2 separate regions of the Homo sapiens genome follow, and region 2 is linked to region 1. Evidence: chromatin contacts called from ENCODE Hi-C or POLR2A ChIA-PET data. All regions are on one chromosome and are shown on one strand. The core of a region is the stretch at or near the end of the contact, and the rest is flanking DNA. Distances in the headings are between cores, read along the strand shown.

The links. A loop is a pair of places that touch in the nucleus more often than their neighbours do. ChIA-PET counts read pairs that join two places held with the same protein, here RNA polymerase II (POLR2A). Pooled maps may share reads with other maps.
Region 2: a loop to region 1 is called in a map of ascending aorta, with 2.7 times the contacts of the local background. The contact joins two enhancer-like sites. A Hi-C loop is called at or near these places in 1 of 168 maps with a recorded cell type or tissue (ascending aorta) and 6 of 50 pooled maps. POLR2A ChIA-PET finds 5 or more read pairs at or near these places in 1 of 52 experiments (WTC11).

Annotation. Positions count from the first base shown.
Region 1 is chr18:3,769,494-3,773,038 of GRCh38, forward strand. The region is part of intron 5 of DLGAP1 (DLG associated protein 1); the gene reads right to left. Among named protein-coding and RNA genes, the nearest start is that of DLGAP1-AS3, 110 kb to the right of the region's middle. RefSeq lists a silencer at 1,914-2,133. Within about 2 kb of position 1,663, at least 16 of the 41 ENCODE cell types and tissues checked have a DNase peak (open chromatin) inside an H3K27ac peak, as active enhancers do.
Region 2 is chr18:3,914,949-3,918,232 of GRCh38, forward strand. The region is part of intron 3 of DLGAP1 (DLG associated protein 1); the gene reads right to left. Among named protein-coding and RNA genes, the nearest start is that of MIR6718, 31 kb to the left of the region's middle. Within about 2 kb of position 1,308, at least 4 of the 41 ENCODE cell types and tissues checked have a DNase peak (open chromatin) inside an H3K27ac peak, as active enhancers do.

The DNA.
Region 1 (3,545 bases), core at 413-2,912:
CAGGATATCCTTCAAGGAATGAATGGTTAAACTGTAGTACATCCATGGAATACTTCTCAGCAACAGCCTGGATGAATTTCCAGAGAACTATGCTGAATGAAGAAAGCCAGTCCCAAAAGGTTACATACTGTGTGATTCCATTCATGTAAAATGACAGAGTTACAGAAATGGAGAACAGATTGGTGATTGCGAGGGGTAAAGAAAGTGGTGGGGTTGGGAGGGAAGTGGGTGTGGCTATAAAAGGGCAACATGAGGGACCCATGCAATGATGGAAATGTTTGTATCTTGACTACCAGTGTCAATATCCTCTTTGTGATATTGTTCTACAGTTTTTTGAAATGTTACCACGGTGGGTGGGGGGGGAAAACTGGGTATAAGGTGCATGAGATCTCTCTGTACTATTTTTACAACTACATGTTAATCTACAATTATCTCAAAATAATTTTAATCTCAAAATAAAATTTTAATTAAAAAAATCCCACCTTCAGACAATGAATGAGTCAGGATGCAGGAAAAACTAATAGTGTGGTTCACCATCTAGTTCAAAGCTGGACATTGGAACTGAGTTTGTACCTAAGAATAAGTAGAACCAAGTTAGTCTCCAAATTTTTAAACGTCTGCCATGATGAACCAGGGTCTGTGTGTGTGGCAGTGAGAAGAGCACACTTGAAGAATGTACTCATGGGTGGACTTGGGACCTGGTTGGAGACAGGCACTACTATGCATAAGGCCTGCATCTTCCATTTTCCCTGTCTGATAGGTCAGTGCTGTCACTGTGGGAGAGAGAAGGCAGGCAGGAGAAGGGAGGTGGTGGAATTTTCCTCTTATTCTTCTCTGAGTCTCTAGAAATTTGGGTACTTCTTAATGACCAGACACATGTCCTGAATATTGCTCCTGCCTTACCCCCACATCACTGGCTACTGCAAACTCCTAATAGTCACCTTGATGCCATAATTAAGGCAAAAAAGACTGGAGGTGGCCATAGGAAAAGGCATTTAAAATACATTTTGATGTGCCATGAAACACAGATGAATGCCCATTCATTGGCTATGTTTTACATGGGCTTTAGCTGTAGAAATGCAACAGCTCTGAAATTTATACTTAGAGAAAATAACTACTCATTCATCTGAACAAAAACATAAAAGTTTTCCAGGAAATGTGAAGAATCATTAACTTCACAGATTCTGAACAGAAAGTATAATTGCATACGCTATAAGGCAGAAGTATATTTGAAAGCATTTGTGAGTGAAATGGAAACATGCCCCATCAATCCATTATCACCAGAATCACATAGTATTTAAATGGCCACAGATACTCTGACTAAATCAATTAGGTACAAAGACAGAAATAATGAGTACTGTTGGTGGTCAAAAGCTTTTCCAGATAGGTGTTTAGGTGTTGGAAAGATGACTTCTACCCACTTTTATTACCTTTATGCCATGGTAAATTATAGTAATTTCTTATGCCTTGGGTGAAAGAATGGAAAGATAATATTCACCGTATTGAGGATGGTTTAACTTTTCTATAGAGAAGCACCGAACAATCACTACCACATGAAAAGGGATAAAAGCTTTCTGGTCAAAATGTACTCTATTATGCTAGCAATATAAGCTATTCGACATATTCTGTTGTGGAAATTCCCAAGCTCCCAAGATTCCGATAAGGAACGTGCTGCACGAGCTCAGGGCAGCAAGGAGATTAGACAATAAATAAACAAAGCTCCCCTTTCACAAGCTGCGGTCCCATGGCTGAGAATCCGCTCTTGTTCTTCTCTCTTCTAACCCCTGGGTCTTGTTCTTCCCTTCCTCTTCTCTGGGTCTTTATTAATTGGGCTTTGTGTCTATTCTAATGAAAAAGGCACCGATGCTCCGTCCCACTCCTTCCTGCGCCCCCGTGGAAGGACGGTGGGGGGACGACGGCGTAGGTCCAGGGGAGCTGAGAGTGCGTCTGTGTTTCCCCGGAGACGCGCTCGGCCCGGGGGCGGGTGGCGGCGTCAGTCCCGGGGAGGACCGGCAGGGGGCGGTCGAGGCTGAGGACTGCGCAGGACCGCCCGGGCGGGACGTGCCGTGTGTACTGCGGGACTTGCATAATACCACTCTCCAAGTCAGGGTGCCTTCCAGGAAATCCTGAGCGAGTTGCTCATTCAAGTTTTTCCATGTTTGACGTTGGTGACTTAATCAAAGAATCAAAGGATGTCAGGGGCCTGGATTGCTGTTATCTTCTTTCAAAGGCTCTCCTTCAACGGATAAAAAATTAAGGCTCAGAGCAGCTCTGGGTCTAACTAGCTAGTTAGTGGCAGAGCTGACGCTGTAACTGAGGTCTACTAACTGCCTGCCCTAGCTCTGAAAAAAAAAAAAAAATCCATGTGGCCACTGCCAGCTTCTATTTACAAGATAAATTTCTAACGCTGAAAGAACATTCTCTCCTCTCCCGGTCCCTTCTGAGTTCGCATTTCTGTGGCTTAAGCTGCAAGTGGTGAAGCTTATTTCGGGAACAGAAGCGCAAATTTAAAATACAATAGAATTATGAATAGATTGCAATATTTGACTATTTTATAACAACCATAGACTCTGATGGTAAAAACAGTTAAAACCTAAGCCTTTCTTTCTTTTCTTTTCTTTCCTTTCTTTCTTTTCTTTTCTTTCTCTCCTTCCTTCCTTCCCTTTCTTTCTCTCCTTCCTTTCTCTCCTTCCTTCCTTTCTCTTCTTCTCTCCTTTTCTTTCTCTCTTTCTTTTCTTTCTCTCCTTCCTTCTTTCCTTCCTTTCTTTCTCTCTTTCCTTCCTTTCTCTCCTTTTCTCCTTTTCTTTCTTTCTCTCCTTCCTTCCTTCCTTTCTCTCCTTCTCTCTCTCTCTCTCTTTCTTTCTTTCTTTCTTTCTTTCTTTCTTTCTTTCTTTCTTTCTTTCTTTCTTTCTTTCTCTTTCTTTCTTTCCTTCCTTCCTCCCTCCCTCCCTCCCCCCCACCCCCCTCTTTCTTTCTTTCTTTCTTTCTTCTGTCCCGGAGATCTTAATGAGCTCCTTGTGTATTCTTTCTTTCTTTTCTTTCTGGTCTAGTGTAGCTGCCTGTCGTCTTTTAATATATTTAGGAATAAGGAGGCTTTGTGAATTTTACATTCATGTGATCATTTTGGGAATTTTATTAATAATATTATTATATCCTCAATTTCTGAGCCCCACCCCAGAACAATTAATTTAGGCTCTAAGGGTGTTTTTAAAAACAGGCTATTCAAAATGTGGTTCTTGGACCAGTGGCATTGGCACCCCCTGGGAGCTTGTTAGGCATGCAGAATCACAGGCCCCACTTCAGACCCGCTAAATTAGCATCTGCATTGTAACAGGACTTCCAGGTGATTCTTAACTGCACTAAAGTTTGAAAAGACCAACTCTAAGCCCCCGATAACTCCAGTGAACATTTGGCAGAGGGCCTCACCTCTTCAGCATGGTATTGAACGGAGCCCCTGGTCCTTACCTTAGTGTTCCTGTCCATAATTAACTTGGCAGAGCCCATTTAAAAGAAGAGAACATTTTTACTTGTGCTTTAAGATCAGG
Region 2 (3,284 bases), core at 58-2,557, 150 kb after region 1:
CCCAGGCTGGTTTTGGGCCCCTGGGCTCAAGCCATCTGCCTGTCTCAGCCTCCTAAACTGCTGGGATTATAAACATGAGCCACCACATTCAGCTGTTAATAGCCATTGTAACAGGTGTGAGGTGGTATCTCATTGTGGTTTTAGTTTGCATTTCCCTGATGACTAGTGATGTTGATCATTTTTTATATGCCTGTTTGCCATTTGTATGTCTTCTTTTGAGGCATGTCTATTCAGGTCCTTTGCCCATTTTTAAACTGGGTGATTTGTTTCCTTGCTCTGGAAACTATGGCTTCTTTTAATAAGAATTTTACTAGTTTTATCATAAGCTGAGTTTAATAAGCTCAGCTGTGACAATTATGTATAAAAATAAGAGAATGCCAAAAGCACACTAGCTGAGCTTTAGTCAAAGTCCCTGTGAAGTGAACCTCATGCAGACTTAAAATAGTGGGTGACTTGGTAAAGTGGCAGTTCACTGCAGTGCAGCTCATGGAAGGAGGGGCCCAGTTATGACTTAGCAAGGTAATTGAGGAGATTAAAAAGGAACAAAGATGGAAGCTGCTAATTGCAACTTAAAAAGGGCATTTAGAACCTAATTCCAAACATAAGATATGATTGATCTGTTCCTGGGAATTCTTTTGTGCACTTGGAGGGTTTTAAGATCAATTAAATCTTTGCATCTTAAAAATAATGATCACAAGGAAGAAGAAAAGTTAAAACAAGGAAAACAGCATACTGGCATAGAACAAGCTATTTCTGAAATATCAGTTACATTTGGATGCAAAATTTCAAGTTTTCCTTTTTGGGAGAATGTCATCTCTCTGAAAACTTATTTTGAAACCTTATTTATTTTTTTTTTCTTTTCCTGTAGTCTTCCTCTGTGGTCATCTGAAGACATCTTACTGCTTTTAGGAAAGAATAGTAAGTCCTGACAAGTCTTAGACCTTAGATAGATGGTAGTTCTATTTTTAATTTTTTGTGGAATTTCTATAAAGTAAAAGTCAATGAAAACAGAGAAAATTCCCTACTCTACTATAGCAAGATGCCCATCAGCAGAAAAGGACAGTGTAGAAGCAGATTGACACTGAATTATGGTCACCCTTGCTCAAGTAAACAAATTAATATCCCCAAGGACATCCATAAGGCTTCCCTCTCAACATCTGAGGGCTGGATTTGCTCTCTGCTGTCCACCACAGACTATATTCAACTGCTGGAACCTTGTCTGGTGCTGAATAGCCCAAGGACAGGGACGCTGCTTCAGAGACACCCACGGTCACAGTTGCACCAGCCAAATCTGTTTTTGTGCCCGTGTCTTCTCGGAGAACAGAGCAGCATATGGACGGCTTGGGCTCCCTGCCATCTGTCAAGAGTGGGCAGGACAGCACGTGCAATCCCAATCTGCACCAATGCTTGGTAGATAACACTTTCCACAGGGAAAGGTCTGCTGGCCTCAGATAAGAACAGCTTTCAAATGGGGACTATGAAAAACTGTACAACAGTCACAACTCGGTTCCACTCCTCTCAGATCTACCTAAAGCTCTCATAGTCATAACCTATATGACTTTGAGGGAAGAAAATCCTGACCCATTGCTCAGTTGGTATGGAGCTTGAACATTCACTCACATGCTATAATATCATGATCATCAGTATCATTATAAACAACAGCATTTACTGAACTGCTACCCTGGAACTCTTCCCTTTAGCTTCTAAGAACATGCACAATGTAATATCTTCACCAATGAGACACAGACCTCAGAGTCTGTGCTTGCAACCATTAGGCTTCACCGCCTCCTACCTAATCTAGGAGCTGATGTTTGTAGAAGGGTGTGGGGAATGAGCTGATCGTTGTAGCAGGGATGTGCATGGAGGAGAGGGTGGAAAGGGTAGGAAGAAACAGCATAGAGAATGCATCAGGATGTTCCATGTTGCACATACACTATACAGACAGTTCCTGATTTATGATGGTTTGGTGTAGGATTTTTTTGACTTTACGATGGTGCAAAAGCAATACACATTTAATAAAAACTGTACCTTGAGTACCCATACAATTATTCTGTTTTTCACTTTTGGTACAATACTCAGCAGATTACATGAGCTAGTCAGCACTTCATTACAAAATAGGCTTTGTGTTAGATCATTTTGCTCAGCTGTGGGCTAATGTAAATGGTCTGAGCACATTTAAGTAGGTTAGGTGAAGGCTAAGCTACGGTGTTTGGTAAGTTAGCTGTACTAAATGCATTTTTGAATTAATGATATTTTCAATTTACAATAGGTTTATTGGGAAATAAACCCGTCATAAGTTGAGAAGCATCTTTACTAAATTTCCCAGAAAGCAAATGCGGTGTTTGTTATAGAAGGCAGGGATTTGCATTAGGGGCTGAGGACCCTGCAGACGGCAGTCAGCAGCATTCCAGCTCTCGCACCCATGGGTTACAAAGGGAAAGCACTGGACGTGAGTCTAAGAGTGATGGCTAAAGTCCAAGGAGGCCAATATCCATTTCTCAGTCAGTTTGTTGTTACCTATGTGTTCTCATTTCTGGAGGAGTCAGCTACAATATTACTGTATATGTTATATAATATTTGACATCATTTTATAGAGTAATGATCTACACTAGAATTTATAAATGTGAGGGTTTGTGAAGTCACTAGGCATGTACTGAGTAAACACCAAAGAGCTGCTCTATTCAACCATCATTTGCTATCAAGTAAATTTCAGTATAAGTAAGAGAAGACTGGCTCTGACAATTGTGAGGCATACGTTGGATGATTTTTTAATGCAGCATTATAGATATGTAAGGCTATGTAGTAAATACTCTGCTAGAGCGATAATGATCATTTTAAATTTGCTTATATTGTGAAAATTGTGTATATGGGAGAGTCAGTACCTAGGGGAAAAGGAAAAATTTCAGAAAAAAAACTAAAATAAGCACGTTTTTCTTTATATATTGTGGATATGAAAGGGTAGTGGTGGTGGTGAAGACTGTAGAAAGGAGATAAAGAAAAGGAAACCAGGTTCAAGGAGCCGCTGTACCCCACTCCTTGGCTCTCCCTCCTTCATAATCATCAGCAGTTGTACTAAAAAGAAAGGAATCAGTTTTACAAGTTTCCTTAAATCTGACAATGAACTAGAGGATCTTATATAGAAGGAAGTGCTAGGATAACATTCTGAAGAATCAAGATTGCTTGCATATTTGCATTTCTTTGGTTCTTGCAATCATCTCTCTATTCAAGCTGAGCTGTGAAATACACCATACCTGTTATTACTGGGCTAGTGGACCAAATATGCT